Linked DNA regions of Homo sapiens: regions 1 and 2 are each linked to region 3. A link is a loop called in an ENCODE intact Hi-C map of the cell type or tissue named here. Cell type or tissue: A673. All regions are shown on one strand.

Region 1 (8,000 bases), 260 kb before region 3:
ACTTACGCATGTTTAGGTATTTGTTGCATCAGCACCCCACTTCCTGGTACCAAAATTAGTGTGAGTCTTCTTGGGCTTCCATAATAAATTACCATAGACTAGGTGGTTTAAGCAACAGAAACTTATTTTCTCACAGTCCTGGAGGGCAGAATTATGAGACAAGCATGCCAGCAGCACACTTTGCCAGGTTCTGGTGGGAGCTCTCCTTCTCTCTGTGCTCTGCCATGGCCTTTCTTTGGAGCATGCGTGTGGAATGAGAAGCAAGCTCTCTGGTGTCTTCTTTTGGGGGCACTCATCTCATCATGAGGGATCCAGTCACATGATCTCATCTAACTGTAATTACAACATAGACATTTTGAGAACACAATAAGGACTTTGAAAAGCTCCAACATGTTTCTGAGAATCTAGAAGGCAACACACATGTGCAGGAAGTTGAGACACCTGAAAAGGTCCTAATTTTTTAACTTTTGCTGACCTTGAGTATCTGAGCAAGCAGGACATTAATGGTAACAGAGTTTTCAACTGCCTACCAGTAAATTGAAGGCATGCACCTAACACACATGGAACTATTCAGGAAAGACTGGGAGAGTTGCTCGTTCAAGATACTAAGGAAATGCATGTCTAGTCATTAGCTGACAATTATGTTAACCAGTTACTACACATGAGAAACTATAGAGTTCTTACAGGAAAGTCATGAAACAAAGAACAACAATAACAAACAGGAACAATAGCAAACTGTGAAGAATGGGATCTGGTTTCCAGAGTTGCTACATCATATTATCTAAAATATTCAGTTTCAAAAAAATCATGATACATGTAAACAAACAGGGGAATATGGCCCCAAAACAAGGGGATAAAATCAGTCATGAATTTTTTTATTATAATTTTTGTCCCTGAAAAAGTCCATGAATTAGAATTCCTAGTCAAAAATTTGAAATAACTTTAAATTATAATTTAAAGCCATTACAATTATTTTCAAAGACCAAAAGTAAACCATGAATACACATTTAAAGAAAAACATGAGAATGATATATCAGCAAATAGATAACATCAACTTAACATATAAATTATTTAAAAAATCGAAATTCTAGAGCTCTAAGATACAATAACTGAAATAAAAAATTTGCTAGGGAGACTTTTTCTATGTTACAAAATTAGCCAACTTTTATTGAGAGCTTAAAACATATTAAAATACATATTAAATACACATTAAAATGTATTGTAAATGCTTTATTTTTCTCTTTTTTTAATTTAATTTTAATTTCTGGGATACATGTACAGGACGTGCAGGTTTGTTACACAGGTAAATGTGTGCCATGGTGGTCTGCTGCACATATCAACCCGTCACCTAGGTATTAAGCCCCACATGCATTAGCTATTTATCCTGATACTCTCCCTCCCACTGCCCCCCTGACAGGCCCCATTGTGTGTTGTTCCCCTGCTAGGGAGACTTAATTGGAAATTTTACTTGGCAGAATAAATAATCAGTGAACTTGAAGACAGGTCAATTGAGACTATCTAGTCTGTGGAATATAAAGAAAAAATAATGAAGAAAAATGAACAAAGTCTCCAATGTCCCTGTGATGCTATCAAGTGTACCAACATCCACATAATGAAAACTTTAGAAGAAGAAGTAAAAGAGAAAAAGTAGAAAAAATATTTGAGGAAACAGTAACCAAATTTTCAAAATTTCATTTGAAAATCATTAAACTATACATATTAAAAGAAACTCAGAATGTATGTAAGATCAACTAAAATTATCCATGCCCAGACATATCATAATCGAATTGTTGTCAACAGTAAAAGATAAAGAGAGAATCTTGAACACAGTAATAGAGAAGTGGCTCATCACATACAGGGGTCCTTGATAAGAGGAACAATTGATTTCTTATCAGAAACTATGGTTTCCAGAAGGCAACGGGATGACATACTCCAAGTACTGAAAGAAAAATACTGTCAAATAAGAATTCTATAATTTTCAGAACTATTCTTCAAAAATGAAAAAAAAAGTGAAGACATTGCCATATAAACAAATGGAAATAATTTGTCACTTATAAATCTACTCTATAAGAAATGCTAAACGGAGTTGTTCAGTCTGAAAATAAAGGACAATAGACAATAAATAGAATCCACATGAAGAAATATTAACAGCACCAGTAGACGTAACAATATAAATAAGCATAAAAAATAGTATGAATATACCCTTGGTTTGTAATTTTTTCCCTGTTTATTTAAAAGGTAACTATACAAATCAACAACTATAAAATGGTGCTGATGGACTTATAATCTGTAAATATTTATTCTTATATAAGAGCACAAAGAAAGGGGGAAAAGTAGAGCTATGTAGCAGCAAAATTTTATATACCACTGACATTAAATTGGTATTGATCCAAACTAAATTGTTAAGATACTAGTTATAATCCTCAGAGCAACCATTAAGAAAAGAATGTAAAAATACAATTAAAGAAATATTAATATTAATGGAATTAAAATGTTATACTAGAAAACATCTATTTAGCATAAAAGAAGAAAATAATGGAAAAAGAGAGAAACAAACAAACAAAAAAAGACATATAGAACACATGTGCCTGGACAACATGGTGAAACCCCATCTGTACAAAAAATACAAAAATTAGTTGAGCATGGTGGCCAATTGGAGGCTGAGGCTGGTGGATCACTTAAGCCCAGGAAGCAGAGGTTGCAGTGAGCCAAGATCACACCACTGCATACAAGCCTGGGTGACGCAGTGAGACCCAGTCTCAAAAAAAAAAAAAAAAAACTCAAATCAAAACAACAGTAAAAAAAACCCACATGTGGCAAAATGGCAGATGTAAAGCTTACTTTATCAGTAATTATACTAACACAGAACATTACATTTGGATAATGATTTTTCTGATTAAATTTGTTGTAGACAGACAGAAAACAGAATTAGATCAGTATTGAGATTACAAAGTGGCATTAGCAACAAGCAAGGAATTGAATCCACAAATGTCTCTTTGGAGAGAGGAAGCAGGATGTATGTGTCACCTCTTAATAGATTCATCAGGATAAACTAAACAGCATGTTCAAAAAGTTTATAGGATTGGCAAATAATGTTTTGGTAAAGTCATTAGAAACCATACAATAGCTATTATGATGATAATTTACAGCCGTGACAATCGTCTAGACAAGAGAATTAAGACATTACTGGTTCCAATTTTAATTTGAAACAAAGCTAACCGTATCATATTAAGTGCCCTAGTCTTGTGGCCTCCAGCCACTGGGTGAAAATGTTAAATTCATTTGCTATTTTTCCCAGAAGAGCTGACAGAAGTAGGCAGGGGTAGGAGAAATGAATGAGTCAATTGTAAAGAAATTTGGATTCAAGCAAAAAAGCCTCAGGAAAGAAAAAAAAATCCTTCCTGCTGCAGCAATGTTATCCAAACAGTGGGGTTCTCAGTTTGCCTAGTACTGAAGGACATCTGATAAACAGCCTCTGGTAAAGAAAAAGGTAGTGGTTTATCTTTTTAAAATTTTTATTTTATTTTTCATTGACCAATAATAATTGTATTTATTTATAGCATACAAGGTGATGTTTTGATATATGTTCACAATGTTGAATGATTAAATCAGACTAATTAACAAATTCATCACCTCACATATAATTTTTTGTGGCAAAAACATGTCAAATCTACCCTTTTAGCAATTTTGAAATATGTAATGCAATCGTATTTATTATAATCACCATTTTGTGTGAAAGATCACTAAAGGTTACTATTCCTGTCTACCAGAAACTTTGTACCGTTTGATCAACATCTACCCCCTTTCCATCCATCCCCCTTTGTCAGGCCCTTTTCAGAGATAAATCACTGGTGGAGACTAGAATGACTGTTACCAGTGGTTTATCTTTGAAGAGTCCACACCTGAGTCCAGATTTTGTTTTTTTGGTTTTTTTTTTTCTGCTCTTACAATGTAAACTTAAAGCAAGATGGACTCTAGTGGTCTCAATGATAAGGAGAGAAAATAGAAAGGAAAGACCTATTTCTGTGAGTAGTATCTGCTAGGATGGGTTCTCAGGACACAGTTATAGACATTCCATTGTAAGAACAGGTATTCATTTACATTTGATGAATGTACAAATCAACCACATTTAGTTTTCCTATTGAGGTTTTATCGTACTCTCTCCAAGCCAATGACTTCTTCACATTCTCCTTTTGGCCCTTCTAAAGTGGATATCAAGTCAAAGTATGAGGTAGTGCATTTCAGAATCATGAGTAGGAAACAATTTCAAGACCCAGAGCCTAACCCCTTTACCAGCACCAAGTACTACTGCCCTAGACCCAGGGGTACACTGGAAGGTATCCTGGCCTGGAAAGTACAAATTGAGCTCTAGGTGGGGCTCTTGCTTTTCCTGAGACCTTGGCCAAGTCACTCAACTTTCCTGACTCTCTCAGTTTCTTTACCTAAAAAAGGAGGAAGATGAACTGGTTGAGCTCTCTTGCATCTTTAGAATTTGGCGGTTTTAGATGCCCCTATCATATAAAATAAATCTCTCAATTCCTTTAAAATAAATATATTTATGCATAAATAATTATATATTTATACATAATAAAGCCATAAATACAAATATCAATATATTTACACATATATAGATACATATTGATATCTTTTATATGTAATTATATATACATACGTAGCATAACACACGTATAGATATACATATGCTATATAAACAAAATATATTATGATAAAAGTGTTTTGAAACAGTCTCCCAACAGCCCATCCAAAATAGTTTTAGATCATTACAAAATTATTTCAGGGTCTCAGAATCAAAACACAGAAAAGCCTCACGGTACACAGTAGCCCACTCCTGATTTGAGATGGCATTAATCAATGAGAAACCTCTAAATAGAGGGCAACCAATATTGTGAAACATGCTGTCTGAGTAGAAATAGCCTCAGAAATCATGGCGAAGCAACACTTTTCTTTTTTCACTCTCTAGCCATGGTCCTCTTCTAACTGGGCACCGACTCTTTCCTCCTCTCCCAGCTTTATCCTTCCCCTACCCGCCCTGGCGCAGAGTTGTCATCTTATGACTCTGGAACCCCCTTGCAATGTGCTGTTTCTGTACCTCACCTCTTGGAGGTAGATGTTGCAGTGGCAGCCTCAAACAGGGATGCTTTTTTAGGCACCATCGGAAGCCACAGCACAGTGCTAGGCAAGAATCAGAGGAATAAAACACAATCTCCTGGAGCTGATGGTCCAGTTGTCCCAACTGGAAAACGAAGTTAGACCACAGTGGTATGCAAAGTGTCTTCTGACTGTAGAATTCTCAGACAAATGAATGCACACCAGTGCCAAATATAACACATTAATTTTAATTGTAGCCCTCTAGAGAGGATGACCTAGCCACTGAGTGAAGATTTCAGGCAGGTGGGCCTTTCTGTTTCCACCGAAATTATATTATATTGGCAGCCACCTAGTCTTAAAATTGCCTTTAGGAAGGCGTAGGAGACTGAATTGGAAAATGCAGCCAGGCAATTTATGGGAAAATTGAACGGAGCGTCCCTCTGAGTAAGGAGACAGGGCGTGGTAATGTCAGTCCTCCTTCTAAAGACCAGAGAAAATTTCTGTTCCACCTGATAAACTCTGTATCCTTTTGGACTTTGTAAATATTGCACTTGGAATTGACTGTCATTTAAATATTGAGAGGAAATCTGCCAAAGTTATTTGATTAGTCAAATGCTTTAAAGATTCATTAAAATACCAACCCTGTGGGATGAGGGGAGGTATTTTATTCAATGCCTTCCTCATGTGGTATCTCTGACATGGCTTATGGACATCCTCAGTAGTTCCAAAGGGATTAAATGTTTAAGTTCCTGGAACAAATGGAAAGTGCTTACTCCTCACTCTTTGTCAAACTCTAAAACTACGACTGCCTCAGTGAAACCCCCAATATCCTTATGTCTAAATGTCACAATGATGATGCAGGTCTTGAAATATACAAAGAACTGGCTTAAGCTGATATAAATCAGAACCTGAAACACTATTATTTCACTACTACAAATAGTTTAAAGTTTGTAAAGATGTGTAGGTGGTTCTTAGTTTTATTATCTTTGCTGTGAGTCACTAATATTGCTTCATAGTGGAAACTGTCCATTTAAACTAAAATAAATCTTGTCCACAGAGAAAGCTGGTATTGGTTGCTTTTTAGTTAAAACAGTGTAAAGCCTTGGTTTAATAGAGAGTTCGTCTTTCTTCTGAGGAATTAAAACATGTTCATACAATAGATTATCTTTTTATATCTTTCCTTCTACCACTTTACCTCTAATACTAGGATAACTAGCTAACATTTAATGAATGATTTCTAAATGCTAGGTGGTGAGTTGGTGAGTTAAAGTGGCTTTCTATGGATTATTTGTCTTCAGAACAACCCAATGAGCCAGGTACTTTTGTGACTTGATGAAGATAAACAACTTGATTAGGTAGCAAACCTAGTTAGTCATGGAGCCAGAAACCCAATCTTTGACACTAGACTAGATGAATTCATTACAAAGTCTTTCCAAAGGGTCCGTCTATCCAGCCTCTTCTTTTTCATATTTTCCCTTAGGCATTTTCTGTTTGGAGAGTACAAAAGACCTCTAACCCACCTCTCTGATCCCATGCTGTAACCCACTCCACAGCCAGTCTACACTCTAATCTCACGCACTGCAATATATTCACTCATGTAATCCAATCCTTCAGAAAAATCCAAACTCACACATCCTTCGCATTCACAATTTTCTTCTTTCTCAGTGTGCCACATGCCAGACTTTAGAGCGTGTTTCTCTCCCTATCTGAGACCCCATCTTCTTCTGCACCTCAAACCCACTTCCTCCAAGCAAGCTTTCCACAGCACTTACTAGGCACATTACACTTTGGGGATGCACCCTTGTCCTGGATTAAGAAAATAATGTATGCTGCAATAGAAAGATCACAGGGCTTAGCATCCAGAGACAGGTGTTAAAATCCTGTTTCACTTGCAATTTTACTTAATATCATGTGGCCTCAGTGTTGTCATCTGTGATGGGGAGTCATTACTATCTGCCGCATAGAGTTGCTAATAGGGATTAAATGAAATTGTGAACACACACACACATATATGCACACACACAAATATATGTATATATTTATATGCATATACTTTCACATATGTAGAATTTCATTTAATCCTTGTTATATTTATGCATGAATATATGTGCATTTATATATATATAATTTTGTATACCCACATATAATAACTTTGAAAACTATAAAATGCTCTAAAGAGGTAAACAATCATTACTGTTGCTAAACTGATTTATTATGTATGTATATTTTGCTTCCTCAACTACATTTTTTATTCCTAAAGGACAGCAATTCTTTTCATTTATATCTTTCTCTTTCTCAGATTCTAGCACAGTGCTATACACCATAAAAAATGCTCCCCAAATACTTGAGTAAGAATATTCCCAAGACCTCTAGGGAGAAATCATGATTCCCATATTATATGTTAGAAAAACGTCAAGGCAAGAAAGTGGCCAGCCAACTAGCCATTGGGAAATGCAGGTCTTCTCATTCCCATTTGATTGTTTTTTTTTTTTTTCAACCAGGCTGTTCTGTCAGCTTTTTCCTTAATAAATCGGACTTCATTTTTACTAATGACAGTCAGAGACTCTACTTACTATTTGTGGGCAGCACCAAGTAGGTGGAGTGTCGACTTCATTTGGAGGGTGTCATTGCAATGAAAAAACACCCTGACAACTTGAAGATGTGGGCAGATATAAACAACAGCATTGAGGCGGTAGCTCATGCCTGTAATCCCAGCACATTGGGAGGACAAGGCGGGCGGATCATGAGGTCGGGAGATCGAGACCATCTTGGCTAACATGGTGAAACCCCGTCTCTACTAAAAACACAAAAAATTAGCCAGGCGTGGTGGGGGGCGCCTGTAGTCCCAGCTACTGGGGAGGCTGAGGCAGGAGAATGGCGTGAACCCGGGA
Region 2 (8,000 bases), 56 kb before region 3:
GTCAATCCAAACTATCATACTGGTTTAAAGAAACCTATGAAGCCTCCTTCAAGCAAAATAAATGCCTTGGACTTAGTATTCCCTATTTAATGATTTGCCTAAAATAAAGTCACCTTGCATGACTCCTACAGTGAAAGTTGAAGCAGGTAACATTTATTCTAAATGCATAGCTGTTGCTCTGCTAGGAAAGTAGGACATTTAAGAGTGTGTGTGTGTGTGTGTGTGTGTGTGTGTGTGTGTGTTCTCTGATAATAGTTGTTAGACTGGGTGTTTTAATGAAGATAGCAAATTTACTTTATATCCAGGACTTTTAAGCTATTGGAATTTATTTTAAAAAGCATATATTGTGCAAACACATTTTTCATGTTCTCTTCCAGTTAAATTTTACATAAAACAAGCCCAAAACACTATTTAATGAAGACCTCTTATATAAGTATTAATAATGAGCTAATCAATAACTTTTGGGTAGATGAATAACTTTGTCCTTAAATTCGTAACTCTATTTTCTGCTTATTTTCACACCAACTTGATTATATAGCGGTGCTCTGAAATTCCACGAATGCTTGAACCACCTACACTTGTTGACAGTTTAGCGAATTGGAAATAATCAGTAAATTATTTCATAACTTCCAAAGATATAGGAAGGAAAATTAACCTATTATTTATCTCTGAAATAAGAATAGGTGCTTTACACCAAATTCACTGGTATTTGGCAGTATTCTCCCAAGTTTCTTAGTTTGAAACCAGTTAATTGTTCTCTTTTTAAATTTAAGATAACATAATAGGTAGTAGTCAATCTGTTCCTTTTGGCTGTAACAGTTAAAAGAATTTTAGTGTTTGTTTCATTTTAATTACCCAATTAACTTTTTAGTTCTACTGCTATTTTGGGATCAAAAACCTGCAAAAGATTTTAGGCTTTATGTTACTAGCAGGAGAATGGAACTCACGAAGTACAATAGTGAAAGGGAATGGCTTGGCATGGGTTCGATTCAAGCTTAACAGGCTAAAACTTTTAGAAGGTAAGATAAATAATGTGACACATTAATGTCCCATTTAAATATATATATTATATATATGTATAATATATAATATATATATATACTAAATGCTCCAACTCCCTGGTTGGAACTCATATCCCTGGTTATCTAACACTAAATTATCCTATTAGAATAGTTGGTAATGTTCTTAGATACACTTTGAGTTAGCCCATCAATTCATACCCAAATACTTTAGCATTCATAAGCTGCAAAATGAATTGTTCTAAAAATAAATTGTCATTTGTTCCACAGTTTCCAAAAATGCCTTGGAAGGGGGGAAAAACTATTCCAGAGAGATGAAAGTGGGTGGGATGGAGGAAGTGTAATAAGATTGTGACTCGTGTATAGGGAGAAATTTAGTGTTTCCGGTAAAATTGTTTACAAAAAAAATTATAAAGGCCTACAAAGAAACTTACTGTTCTGTGCTAAATTATTTCCCACTCTCCAGTACTATGGAAGGACTGACTTCAAGGTCCCTAAGACAAATGGTCACATCTAAATAAAAAATGTTTTTGCACTATTCCTTTCTCAGAAGAGAGTTAAATCTTTTCACAGAAAGACACAAGAAGGGTTCAAAAGACCACCATTTTTGCAGTGTAAAGCAGTCACCCCTGCCCTTCCCACTGCAGCCCTTGGCCTTTCTCACTTTGAGAAGTCTTGCAAAAAGGGTCTTCATATTAGGCTGTGAGATAGTGTTGCAGATGTAAGTTGGTTTTGTATGAACCAAGCGTCAGCAAGTTTTAGGTTTGATGTCGGGGACTTGGAGTACATCTTGGGGTACACTTCATAGCTGAATTAGACATGCGGGTGGAAAGGTGACAACACTGTTTTCCCCTTGGGCAATTCTCAGGTTGGTGTGTCGTTTCAGAGTTGCTAAACGCTGAGGAGTTAAGAAGAGAGGAGGGTAAAAGGACGGAGGAGGAGGAAACAGATGGGGTGAATAGAAACGGTGTAAGAACTAGAACACAGGGAGGAGGACTCAGGGCAGAGCCCAGAGCCCACTGCAGCACCGAGTCCACGGAGCAGCCAGAGGCTACTACCAGAGCCTCAATTGCCACCCCAAAGTACCAGCTGGGGGCAATCTTCTCCGCCCCAGCATAGGAGCCTCTGCCCTTTTAGACTGTCTAACAACTCGCAGTTTCTCCTTTGCTGCAGGAATGGTGGCCGCAAACGGTCTCAGCCTCCGCACCCACCGCCTCCGTCCCCGCCCACCCGCACCTCCTCCTCCTCTGCCTCGCGCTGCACCCGCAGGCGGCAGACCCCTCGGAGCGCGCCACCCCAGCTACGTTGCATTGGCAAGGTTCGGAGGCTGGAGGGCAGCAGCCACTTGCTGCCCCAGTCGCTGGGGCTCTGGGTGCCAGTGCGGCCCCCGGCAGAGCCCAGGGCGTCAGGGAGGCCGTGGAGAGCCATGATCTACTGCACCGCAGTGCCAGCGTCAGGAGCTTCCAGAGCCCGGGCTGCCACTGCGGGACGGCCGATCTGCCCGCTCCCTCCTTCAGACACAACCCCAGACAAAAACAGCCGGCCCCGGGTCCCTCTCCACCCTGAACGGAGCTAGGGGACGCCACACACTCCCGGCTGCCAGCGTGAGCGGTTCCGGGAAAGGCTGCGCCCAGCCTCCTCGCCAGCGCCGCCGCCACCACCATGCAGCCCTCCAGCCTGCCTCCCCTGGGTTGCTCGCCCACAGCTCCGCGGCCGCCCCCAATCGCCTCGGACTGAGACGCGGGGACGGGAACCCCTGGGATCCGACTCCCCAAATCAGATGCATTTGCATTTCTTATGTAATGTACTGCAAGTTCCCTTGTTGGAGCCCTTTGGAATCGGGGCGCATGATCACCAGTAGGCTTAAAAGCAGGAACTCACGGCCTGGCTCATCCCCACCCCTGGCCCTGTGGGACCCCGACGCAGGGCTTTGACACCGCTTTCTAAAGGGGGGGACTTCAATTACAAATATTAGAGGGGCTGGGCTTGTCCTCTCAGTCTGGGGTTCCCTCCCGGCGCAAGCCTTGCTCAAGTATTCCCGGTGGCAGGATGTGTCAGAGGCAGACAGGGGGAATGAGTTAATGCTCGGGCACCCGGAGCTGGACGGGGGAGGGACGCGGGGGCTGACGGAGGAGCGGGGCCGCGAGGGAGGGGGCCTCTTTTACTTTGGTAAAGGTGATCGTGGTGGCGAATATTGTGCAAGCTAATCAGAAAGTCTAGAGCAGGTTCTCGGAACCCAGCTACGTCCCTCGAACCTGCTGCAGAAGTAAGGGGAGCTCGCGGTTCTTTTTCCTGGCAACTACCGAAGCTTCAGCTGCCTGGGGCACAACCTTAAGCCATAGCCCTTCACTATTCCACCAAACATAGGCAACCAAATACATTAAAAAAAAAAAAAAAGTTTCCTCCTCCCTCCTAGTGATGGATTGTGTCACAGCCAAGGGATGCCAATAATGGTTTTGGGGTTCGTAGACGCCGATCCAGCTGTTACTTGTTTATTCATGCAACACCTCTATATGCAACACTGTCCTGGTTCCTGGTATGTTTCCCCTGCCTTCCTGCATAGCAGAACTGCAGATCTAGCTCGATGAGCAACAGACAGGTTATTATGAGGAAAAACATAACATGATGCATGTTTCGCTTACCAGTTGGGTTCTTGTTTTTCTTAAGACTCTTGCCACAAAGACACTGCAGCATATGCGTTCCTTTGCTGAAAATGTTCCAAAGAAACCACATTGATTTGGGCGAAAAGCAATCCAGCAGCTTAGACACCCTGAGAAAGAAGAGATCCTTGTGGTTGCATAATAATAATTTGAAATCAGTTCTCCTGAAGAGGGGCACCGGTTTTACCATAGGAAAAACGATAATATTCCGGATCTTCTCCCAGTTTTTTCCCCTCACGTGGTATATTTCTTTGAGACTTCTCAGTGATTGTTTGTTTTCGGCCAGGGTGAATGATTTATCCCCCCTCGATCACCACCGGATTATTACCAAAGGGTTGGAGAAAAAATCCTTTTTCAGCATGAAGCCAAACAGAAAAGCAAAGAGATCCCAACTGAGATCAAAACTAATCAGGGAGAACAGTAATGCACAAAAGATCCCCAAAGAGAAAACCATAGCCTTTTTACTTGATCGCTATGAGGATGGGTGGATCTGCAGAAGGCAAAGCAGGATTCATCTTACTGAGAGAAGACTGCCATTGTGTAGCCCCTAGGAGAGAAGGAAAAAAAAAAAAAGAGGAAAGAAAGAAAGAAAAAAGAAAAAAAAAGAAAAAAAAACACCACCACACACACTCACACACCAATACCACCTCCGAGATTGAGTCTGACAGCCGAAGACAGAGCCTCCCTTCTCCCAGTGTCGATTTTTTTTTATAATCAATCGCCAGTGCTCAGTGGGATCGGTTTGAACCTGCAGTTCTCAATCACCACGAAGAAAAGATGCAAATTTAGGTGCCCCCTCCCCTTGTCAGTCTTGTAGTAGGTAGAGAGCGCCACAAATCCCCTTCCTCCTTCCTCTCACTCTTCCAGTTTCCAACAACCGTGAGCATGAGGAAAATCTCCCCTCCGGATTCCTCGCCCAGCCTCGGATGTGAGTTACAGGCATTAGAGGGAGGAGGAGGAGGAGTTGAAGTTTGCATTGAAAAGACTGGCTTTCCATGACGTAGCCACGTGCTTTCAGACCCGTCACCAGTGAGATGCTTCAACCAGCCCAGGGAGGGCAGTGTCACTGCAGTCTCTCTGCTAGGGCCCCTCCTGAAGTCTCCCCACCCGCCAGCTCCAGCCCCAGCCCCAAACCCAGACCCAACGCGCGACCCTCTCCCTCCTCCGCCAAGCGCCAGTCAGCCTGCTGTTTGCTCTTGGAGCCAATCTGACAGCCTTCTATTAAAAGTGAATTTTGAAAAGTAAAAATTAAAAATTATAATGAGTAAACCTTAGAAAATGCATGTTGGGAGGTTGGAGGTGGGGGGGAAATAAAGAGAAAAATGGGTTTAATGCTTCTCCACCCAGCCAAAATCAGTTCCACCTTCACATTTTCAAAAGCAGCATATAATGCACCTAAAACATTAAGGAAAACTCAAGTTCCTTTAATTCTTATTATTGGACTCCTACTTGAGGGGCTGTTTGAAAAATGTAAACTAGATATATAACAGATATTACCAGAAACCGCCTCTTAAAAGGACAACCACTAAAATCTAGGTGGCAAACTGTACTTTTGTGGGGAGGGTCATGTATACATGAGAAAATGTATGCCTTTTATAGACAACACGTTACCTTTAAATAATTGTGCAGAAAGTCCCTGCTTAAATCACGCCCTAATTCTTTGCATGTTTCTGCACTCATTAATTGAGCTAACATTAAATTCACCCTCATTTACTTCTCATCTGCACATCTCACCTACACTAATCCAACCTAACAAAACAGGCAAGTTTTCTATTTTCACCAACATATAACCCAGCTTCCTACTTGCCCAGAAAAATCAAAGGATTTCAGACCAAGCTGTTATTTTATTTTATTCTACTTGGAGGAAAATACAATGTGCAAAGTGATACAAACAATTACAAAAAATAATATAACAAACTCCAGAGTACCCGCTACTCAAAAGTAACTTAGCATTTCATCATATTTTTGAGATAAGGATTTTAAAGAAGTAAAACTGACCACTCCCATTCTCTGTAGGTAAATGAATTAAACTTATGCCAGCTTATTTCTATTTTTATAGGTAAACTGACATAAAAATTTTAACTCTAATTTAAATATATATATTTAGAAGTTTCTTCATAATTTCAAAAAAATTAAAACTACTGCCTCTACTGCATGGTATATAAACTTAGATGTCGATTTATATAGTTGAGGATTGATGGAAAAGACTGATTTGATTTTAAAAGTTGATTTAAAGAAAATCGACTAACTCCTTGATTATCAGTTGTCAAAAAACAAAAAATGGAATAAACATCTTTACCACTTTTAGAGTTTTCTATTAGTTAGGATGCTAAAATTAGCATTGATATCCTGACCTTCTGGGAAACATCAGTCAATTCTAGGTAAGATAGAAGAATTTAAAACCAGTAAATCCCATAAAGGTTAAGACATTGGAAAGCTATATCATGATGGCCTTGATGTGTCAAAAGGATCATGTCATACAGCTTTTAAAAATTACTACAATTTAAATATGGTCTAAAAAGGTTTGTGAGGTAAAGAAATAGAGAATACTAAAAGTACCTGAATGTAATGCCAGTGACTTACTAAGAAGAAACAGACTGAAAAAAAAAAAAATGAAGAGTGGAATTCTTTTTGAAAGAGGAAAAATGGAATAGCATGGCCAAATAATTAGAAAATAATTTTTATATCAATCAGAGACAGATACCATATGCTGCTTCTATAACATGTTGGTGTCTCCTAGGGGGTTCCAGAATATCCCAATATATTATCACTGGGCAAATGCCAGAGAAATAGCTGAAATATAAATAGGCCTTCCAAACTCACAGGCTCTGATGTTATGTTAAAACTTTCTGAGTTCCCTGGAGTATTTCACAAATAGAGTAAAATTTGGGGAAATATTCTATAATTATTGGATCTTCTTAAATGCTAGTTTGTTATAAAGACAGTCTGTCTCAAATCAGCTCTTCTTGAATATGAGAATTTGACTTTCTTCTCTGCATTCTGACAGTGAATTTGTTCCCTACTGAAATAAGGAATAACTGCCAGAAAACTGTCATTTCTTTTGCTACATGTTGGTGAAAAACTTCTTTGACTTGTGACCTAAGGAACAATATAAAAGACAATTAACTGTGACTACTATTTATTGAGAATCTATTATGCCAAGCAATGTGTTAGTTGCTTCTCATATTTTATACTATTTAGAGGAATGAGAAACTTTCTTATGATGTATAACATTTTGCTCTTTCTGCACTTCTTTCCTATATTTATTGATATATTATTTACTTAGGTTACATAGGCTACTATTCACATCATTAAACCCCGCAAAAAGCAATTGTTTTTGTCTGGAAAAGATGACTAACCAATTAAGGTTACTTTTGGTCTAAAGGACCCTCAATTTTTGATGTTTTCTGAGTAGCCCAATTCAGTCATTCAACCAATATTTATTAAGCATCCGCTCAGTGAAAATAACTGTACAAGACTCCACGTTGGATACTAAATGATGAACTTGAACCAGATTTCCAGTTATACAAGAAAGACTAAGTATGGTCCAAGAATTAACTCAGGTTCTGGGGCCTCCAGATCATGGATGATTCAAATATACATATGATGCTGACCTGAATTCCAGACAATTATTTAAGGTTTGTTTTGGAAGATATCAAAATGTTTGCTTACTCTTTGCCATGCTACATTCCAATCAATATTAGATGACAAAAATGAAAAACTATGGGGAAAAATGCAAGTTTTGAAATGCATGTAAGTAGAAATAAGATTTAAAAATCTGAGACTGTAAGAATTGATAGTAAAATTTGTAGTATATAGGAGAGAAAATCTGTAAGACTGTTTTCATAAGGCTAACGTAAAATAAACCCAGTACTCATAAACAAGTTCATTTAAAAATTAAACCTACCTTCAGCATATTATAGTAAACAATTCTAAAAGTAACTGTAATGACCAGAATTTCATGACACAATCACATTTGCATTTTATTTTAATGTAAGATATGTGAACTTTCATGATATTAATCAGCAAAAATCTGTAAAACTATTGCAGCATGCTTTTACTATTTGCTTCCAATTATTGCTCTTCTATTGCACTCTTCCTTTTAGTATTGAACCCCACCCGCTCTACAGTTTTGGAAGGGCACATGGGTACTCAGATGGAGAATACAATTTTCAGCCCCATCATAGTTAAGTGTGGTCACGTGACTAGATTCTGATCAATGAGATGTGAGCAGCAGTGACATGTTCAACTTCCTGGTCATATTCTTCAAAGGAAGCTCCTTGCCTTCCACGTCTCTCTTCCATCCTTCCTGTGAGCTGGA
Region 3 (8,000 bases):
AATTCCCATAATTCCCATGTATTGTGGGAGGGACCTGGTGGGAGATAATTGAATCATGGGGGCAGTTTCCCTCATACTGTTCTCATAGTAGTAAATAAGTCTCACAGGATCTGATGGTTTTATAAGGGGTTTCCTCTTTTGCTTGGCTCTCATTTCTCTCTTGTCTGCCACTATGTAAGAGGCACCTTTTACCTTCTGCTATGATTATGAGGCCTCCCCAGTCACGTGGAACTGTGATTCCATTAAATCTCTTTCTCTTTATAAATTATCCAGTCTGGGGTATGTCTTTATCAGCAGCATGAAAACGGACTAATACAGCAGCCAATTCTACATGGGTCTCTTACTCTAGGTTTTGATAACAACTCCCGAATGCCTCCCTTGAGGTGACCACTCTTACTAGTTCCAGGTTCCTGCACTATTCCTCGTAGTTTCTCTATAGCCTACTTGTATCTGTGTAAATGCTCCTTTTTTAAACCCCTCTTTGAATTTTCCTACTTTGAGTGTGCCATCTGTTTCCTAGCTGGGACTCTGACTGATACCATGATAGAATCAATCAGATGGTATAAGCATGAAAATTTTTAAAAGAAAAAGAGAAAGTGAGAGAGAGCCTAATCGTTCAGAAGTGGCGATGAGAATTAAGAAGGGGAAAAAATGCCTCCAATTGAAAGGCTTCAGGGGAAGTTGTATGCTGAGATACCAGCCAGATTTCTGTTAGAGGCCCTGCTTGGAAGGAGTAGTGAAAACAAGATTTGAGGATGGAGGGGAAAATGGGAGGAAATGAAGGAAGGCTTTTAGACTGCAGAAACAGACTACAGAGCTATTCCACTGGATGCACCCTTCTTCATACAAGGGAAGAATGACCACAAAGTCTCTGCAGAGATCATCAGGGCTGCCTCTTCCTATTTCAAAGGGTGGGAGTTGGGGGAATCTCCTCAGTTTCTATTTCAACAGGTCAGACTGTGGCCACCTGGAGCCTTGAGGGAGGGGCCACTGGAAGTCTTGGAGCACAACCCTCACCTTGCCCCCTGGCAGAGCTGAGGAGGCAGGATAGCAGCTCCAGTGGGTCCTGTGGGTTGGGAAGGCAGAGCATCAAACCACAAGAGTATTCTCCATCTAAAGGTGCAGTGGGGGCCTGTCAAAGTGGCTCACGCCTGTAATCCCAGCACTTTGGGAGGCTGAGGCAGGTGGATCACCTGATGTCAGGAGTTCGAGGCCAGCCTGACCAACATGGTGAAACCCTATCTATACTAAAATTACAAAAAATTAGCTGGGCGTGGTGGCGGGTGCCTGTAATCCCAGCTACTTGGGAGGCTGAGGCAGGAGAATTGCTTGAACCCGGGAGGAGGAGGTTGCGGTGAGCCAAGATCGCACCACTGCACTCCAGCCCAGGTGACAGTGTGAGACTCCATCTCAAAAAAAAAAAAAAAAAAAAAAAAAAAAAAAGCAGTGGATTTTGCCTTGCTAGGTTTTTGACTTGCTTGGGACCCATCACCATCTACTTCACTATTTATCTCTTTTTGAATGGAAATGTCTAACCCTATGCCTTCTCCACAATTATATTTTGGAAACACAAAACATATCCAGGTTCACGGTTTCACAGCTGGAGACGAATTTTGCTTCAGGATGAATTGTACCTCAAGTCTCACCTATATCTGATTTCAATGATATTTAGGTGAGACTTTGGATTTCAGACTTTAGAGTTAATGCTGGAACAAGTTCAGACTTTGGGGTTGTTGGGATGGAATGAATGTACTCTGCATGCAAGAATGACATGAATTAGAGTGGGGAGCCAGGGGCCTAATGTTATGCACTGAATGTTTTTCAAAATGTATGTGTTCAAAATAATGTTTTTTAAATTTATATGTTGAAGTCCTAATCCCCAATGTGATAGTATATGAAGGTAAGTCCTTTGGGAGGTAATTGGGCTTAGATAGGATCATGAGGGTGAAGCCTCATGATGGTGTTAGTGTCCATGTAAGAGGAAGAGGCTGGAGCTTGCTCTCGCTCCACCATGTGAGGATACAGCAAGAAAGCAACCATCAGCAAGCCAGGAAGGGAGACCTCGCCAGGGACCAAATCTGCCAGCAACTTCATCTCAGACTTCTCAAACTCCAGAACTTGTGAGAAATAAATGTCTGCTGTTTCAGAGACCCAGTCAATCGTTTGTTATAGCAACTTGAGCTGGCTGAGACAAAGAGGATTTGGCCAGTCACAGAGCAGGAATTCTAGAAGGCACGGTGACGGGGTTTGAGGTGACAGGGAAGGTTGTGGGATTGGGACATATTAGGGATTTACAGAGAGGAACATAAATGGAAGTTCAAGTGGTAGCAAACGTTCTCAGAGGTTTGGACTTATGGGGATAACCAAAGCAAACTGTGAATTGAGGCATACTAGGGATGGCCATGATTATGTCTTAAAGGCAGATTAGCTTTGGGCTCTAGCATTCCATTATGCTCCCAAAATTTCTATTGTTGATATTGCTACTGGTTGCTCAGGTCATAAGCAGTTATTCTGGCAGACAACAGAGCAGGACCACTCCTGAAGGCTTTGGTCAGTGTTCTAGCTACAAACAAGGGCCTAACGCAAAGATAATTTGGCAAATGATGAAAGCTTATTAAGATGGAAGAGACTAGGGTGTATTTAAAAAGCTGATGGGAAAGAGATCAAGGCAAAGCAAAGGGTTGAAGACACAGAAGAAAGAGAAGGTGATGACGGAGAAGTCCCTGAGCCAGCTGGACAAGATGGAATCCTGAACGTCAGTGATGAGATGGGTCTCTTCTATTCTGACAAGAGGTAGGTAAAATTGATCAGTATAGTAGAGGCTTGAATCTGGACAGGTGGTTGTATGCATGAGGGGTAATTCTATAGACTATTACTCAACACTGGGGTGCAATTTCACATTGCTTTAATGTCTCCACATTAAATTTCATCTGGCTTGGCATCCAAATGGCAGATTGACACAAAGTCCATTTTTAAACTCTTGGGGATTCTCCCACTTCCCATTAGATATTCAAAGAAAAGGAATATCTTCCATGTCCCAGAGGTGGCTTCCTCCAAATGTGCACTCCTAAGAGGAGAAATGTCTTGATGTCGCTGAGCTCCCGCAGGTGCTAGTGGCCCTTCTTTCTCTGATTTTGCAACCTGCCCTCCCAATCACAACAAAATAGGGCTGTCACCAGCTGCAGGCTCAGACCAGTCAGGTTCTTTGATGGCTCGTGTCTCCACCTCCTCTTCTACATGGTACCTGCATCCGGCACCCCAGCCACAGCACTAGGCACAGTGCTAGGGATTCCTGTGCCAAAACATGCATGTCACCTGCCCATAACGAAATCCACACCCACCTTGCCCTTTCTCCTGGAATTTGGGGATAATCACAGAGTTCACTGCTTTTTGTTTCATTCCCTGAAACACCAACTTTTTCTCTCTAAAATTACACGTTTGCCCAAGACAAAACCTTGGACTTTTGAGACATAAAGAAATTTTTTTCTCTTCTCTAAGAGACAGTAAGACTTAGATCCTAAAAACATAAGGGCTTTTATCCTCTGTCTGAGAAGGGGTGGAAGGGAAAAATCTCCATCATTCCACATGGATGAGTAAACCAGCTCTCCACATACCCAACAGCAAAAAAGAACGTTTTTTGGCTGAAGGAGGAAAGAAACTGATAGCACTATCTTTAGCAGGTCACCCCCACTACTTGTCTTAATTCAAGTAGCCACATTACCAATGGGTGGCGTTGAACCTAGATCACTGGTATGTGATCTAGCCAAGAGGCTGTGGGCTAAGTTTGCACACCTGAGACAGGCAGCTCACATACCTGTGTGTCTTGTATATATGTGTAATGAATGATGGCGACTCTGCCCCATGGAAAGAAGTATCTGAGCCAGAGGCAGCCAGGGATTGTATCCGATTTCCAGGTCACCATGTCGTTTAGAGAGGGGACATGGAGGTAGGGAGGCTCATGCCCAACTCTGGGGACAAAGGAGAGAGTACTGGGGCAGCTGGTCTGCCTGTGCTTCAACAGTGACACCATGTGGCAGCAATGGCTACAGGGACTGCAGACAACCTTTAAACTTCCGGTTTCCTCTGTGCGAGGTGATTGACACGTCATCTAGGATAGCCTGAGATTCTTGACCTGTCATGTGGAGTGTGTGTGTGTGTGTGTGTGTGTGTGTGTGTGGTGTGCGCGCATGTATGTGTGCTTCAGGTGTGAAAATTGATAGAAGTAAAATTCCAGGGGTAAGAAAACAAAAAGATCTTCAAAGATTGTAAGAGGAGGGCCCGATTCCTTTGATTTGGAGAATAATAGAGATTTAACTGTTTTGTACCCCTGGTGGAACAGGGCATACTGGCTGCAGCTCTAAGACGGACCTTCCTTCACAATACCCGTTTACACTTAGTAGCCCCACTGGAGTTACAGAGGGAAATTTCCTAAGTCAGAACAGGGACATACACCACAGAGGAAAAGGTGTGGATTTTGACGTGAGGTAGACTTGGGTTTAAATCTCACTTCTTCCACTGATTAATTGTGTAACTTAGGGCATGTTCTCTTAACAATATGAGCCTCAGTTTCTATATCTACCAATGGAGGTGAGATATAGGATCAATGTCATAATTACAGTCATCAAGTGTTACCACAGTGAGAAATTTCACATCCTTTCTCCTCTTCTCATGATATGTTGAATTGTTGATTTGGCTGTCAGCATAAAAGTTTACAGCCAAGGTTACAACTGGCTTAATCCCTGAATGTTTATAACAATGACAAATTTGGAATAAATTACATGAAAGGGAAATAAATAAATATGATGAATTCATATTGAGAAATACTATGCAGGCATTAAAAATAAAGCCTTCAGCACATTTCAATGACATTAGAAAGCATTGACAGAATATTAAGTAAAAAAGGCAGCACATCAAGCCTCACATCATGTGTAATTTAACCAGGATCATATTTACATATATTCATATAGTATTCATATCCAAATATATGCCTTATATATGGAATTCAAAGGGCATTGAAATAGTTGCTTAAAGGAGATATGAAAATCTTAATAACTCCGCTGGGTGCAGTGGCTCACACCTGCTGTAATCCCAGCACTTTGGGAGGCCACAGCAGGCAGATCACCTGAGGTCAGGAGTTTGGGACTAGCCTGGCCAACATGGTGAAACGCCGTCTCTAATAAAAATACAAAAATTAGCCAGGCATGGTGATGCACCCCTGTAGTCCCAACTACTCAGGAGGCTGAGGTTGCAGAATCACTTGAACCAGGGAGGCGGAGGTTGCAGTCAAACGAGAACATGCCACTGCACTCCAGACTGGGTGACAGAACAAGACGATGTCTCAGAAAAATAAAAAAATAAAAAATCTTAGTAACTTATCTCTCTAGTTCATGGGATTCTAATTTGGGGGGAGAAACAGCTTCAGATTTTATAGTCATAAAGTAAATGACTTTTAAAAATGAAACGAAATAGAAGCACTGCTTTATGGCTTTTCTGTGTAATTTCGGCTACTGTTCTGTGAAATTGGGGCTTCATCTTCTCTTTCTTATGTTCCCACACTTTAGATAAATGTACAGAGAAAGAGGTTGGGTCTGTGAAAGAAGGAGGGAAGGCGAGGGAGGACACAGCCTTTCAACTTCTCAGCCACATTCTAGTTGTTCTTGGCCAGGTACTAGGGGATGCCACCCTGGGTCTGAAACTTGCAAAGTTCTATTTCTTCCCTTGAATTTTATTCACTGAGGACCCTGAATGATGCCAAATCTGAGAGGGCTAAGACTCATCCCCTTCCGTGGCAAGTAAGCTGTTATGTTGGTAATAGCTAAATATGAGTATTTATTAAAATAGTAGTAATAATAAAACATGATCCAACTTCCTCAGAACTTTCTTCTTCTGTCCCCAAAGTAACCCTTTTGCAGCTCTAGACGAACATACGTGCCCCTCTCTCCAAGCACCTATTTGATGTCCCCTAGAATTTTTGATGGTAAGCTGGCAGTGAGGCAAGCAGTTACTTTAGGAAAATTAATCTACTGCAGTTAATTCACTTTTTTGTTCACTGCGAACACTTCCTAAATATCTTCTTTGTGCCAGGCACGATGCTATGGAATGAGGATCCAAACATGAATAGCTGGAGTTCGCAGACTGTTGCAGACCTCTTGACCATTAGCTTGATGAATAATGTGGCGGAGGTCCATGCAGAATACTGTGGGACACCAGAGGGCAAGCAAGGCTCTGCACAGGAAATACAGAAACGTGGAGGAGAAGGCGCTTGCATGGGTATGGAAGAAGGCTCTGAAGCCTCTCCCATGTTTGGGCAACTCTGTTTTATGAGCTACGGGTCCCCAGAGCAGAAGCTGGAATCTCACTTTCCCCACCTCCATCGCAGCTACAACAGGCACGGGGCACAGGCTCCTCCAATCAGACACACCTGCTCAAGATGGCCGGTTTGGAGAATTTGGAGGAGGGTCTGACAAGGTGCACTCCAGGGAAGGGTGGCAGTGGACCCCACACTCAGCAGCCATCGTAGGGGTAGTGATCCTGAGCACTCACACTAAGCGGCAGAAGCTGGGGTCTTTATGGGACAGACGCACACCACCTCCATTATGCTCTTGTGAAATTCTCAGAAACCCCAAGAACTGTGAACTATCCCTAGATAAACTCCCTTTCTTCTTAAACCAAAAATAAAATAAAAATGCTTTCTTAATGTTATGGTAAAAACATTTGATTTTTTACTTTTTAATGCCAGATTTCAGTGTCCTCAAATAAATATTTCCACCTAGAGATTAAGAAAGAGGTAAAATGACATTATTAAACTGAAAAACTCAGTTCAGTTTACATCAAATACATATTTTAACTTCTTTAAATCAATGACTATCCAACCTTTTAAAGGGCAGAGGACTTTTTAGTTGATATTTCATGAAATCTATAAACCACATGCATTAATATGTAAACGGGTAACAGCAGATTTCCTGGTTGCTCTGGGACTGATGCAGGTGTGGCCTCCATTCTCCATTTCAAGGCGACTCTGCGGCTCTGCGCAATACAGTTAAACATCGCTTCATTAACTGAATGGTTCACAATATTCTCACCACCCAGGGTTCTTTATTATTCTTTCCCAAAGTTTCTAATACTTCCCCCTATGCCATCAAAAGTGAATTAACTGATCTAGACTTTCTACATATAATTTCCTTTAATCTTCTCAAAATTCTTATTAGATTGATACCAATGTATCCATTTGTAGATTTTTTTTGTTCACTTGCAAACACTGCTGTCTTTGGGCTTTACTCGAGACATGAGCGTCTTGAAGCTGTTGTCAAGGACGCAAAAGCAGCCTGAGCAGGTGTTGGTCTAGGTCCTCAAACGGTTGCCTGTTCTGGTCCGTTGGACAGGGGTGGAACCAATGCATTCTTGGTCCCTTCTGGAAGGTCTTGGATAAAACCGGATCTACAGCTCGGGTGGATATAATTGGCAGGCAGCTCATCTCCGCCAAATAACCAAGGCAGAAGGACCCACAGATGCCGCAACGCCTGAGTCACACTGGCCTGCTGCACCCTCCAATTCCTAACAATACTTAAAACATTTGGCATTCTTGCAGGCAGCCTGTCCAACAGATATAATCCAAGCAACTAAGTTATCTGAAATTATCTTGTAGCCACATCAACAAAAATAAAAAGAAACAGGTGAAAGTAATTTTAATATGTTTTATTTAACCCCATATAGCCAATATATTTTCAACATGTAATCGATATAAAAATATGATTAATGTTATATTTTGTATCTTTTTAAATACTACTTCTTGGAAGCCTGGAGGGTATGTCACACTCACAATACATCTCTCAGTCAGTGACACTTCAAAGACTCAAGAGACACCTGTGGCTGGTGACTACTGAATTGGATGGTACAATCAGGGGTTCTGATTCACTTGCCTTTGAATTGTTATTTATTTATAATACCTCATGAAATGATAGTAAGACAGAAATGAAGACAGACTGTATTACTCAAAACAT

The links. A loop is a pair of places that touch in the nucleus more often than their neighbours do. Peaks named below come from ENCODE experiments on the same cell type or tissue, not always from the same donor. Only the 100,000 strongest peaks of a DNase experiment are listed, where the experiment ranks them.
Region 1: a loop joins it to region 3, with 8 times the contacts of the local background. A loop is called at or near these places in 29 of 110 quality-filtered maps.
Region 2: a loop joins it to region 3, with 2.5 times the contacts of the local background. A loop is called at or near these places in 9 of 110 quality-filtered maps.

Annotation. Positions count from the first base shown.
Region 1 is chr13:102,193,031-102,201,030 of GRCh38, forward strand. It overlaps a transcript of FGF14 not described here. Among named protein-coding and RNA genes, the nearest start is that of MIR4705, 150 kb to the left of the region's middle. In A673, a CTCF peak has its summit at 4,356; DNase peaks (open chromatin) are centred at 3,161 and 4,371; H3K27ac peaks cover 2,425 bases.
Region 2 is chr13:102,397,810-102,405,809 of GRCh38, forward strand. It overlaps a transcript of FGF14 not described here. Among named protein-coding and RNA genes, the nearest start is that of FGF14-AS2, 7.2 kb to the left of the region's middle. In A673, CTCF peaks have their summits at 2,327 and 4,756; DNase peaks (open chromatin) are centred at 2,272, 3,032 and 4,672; H3K4me3 peaks cover 4,106 bases; H3K27ac peaks cover 4,492 bases.
Region 3 is chr13:102,453,486-102,461,485 of GRCh38, forward strand. No RefSeq gene overlaps it. Among named protein-coding and RNA genes, the nearest start is that of FGF14-AS2, 63 kb to the left of the region's middle. In A673, a CTCF peak has its summit at 4,050 (motif pointing left); a DNase peak (open chromatin) is centred at 4,026; H3K27ac peaks cover 329 bases.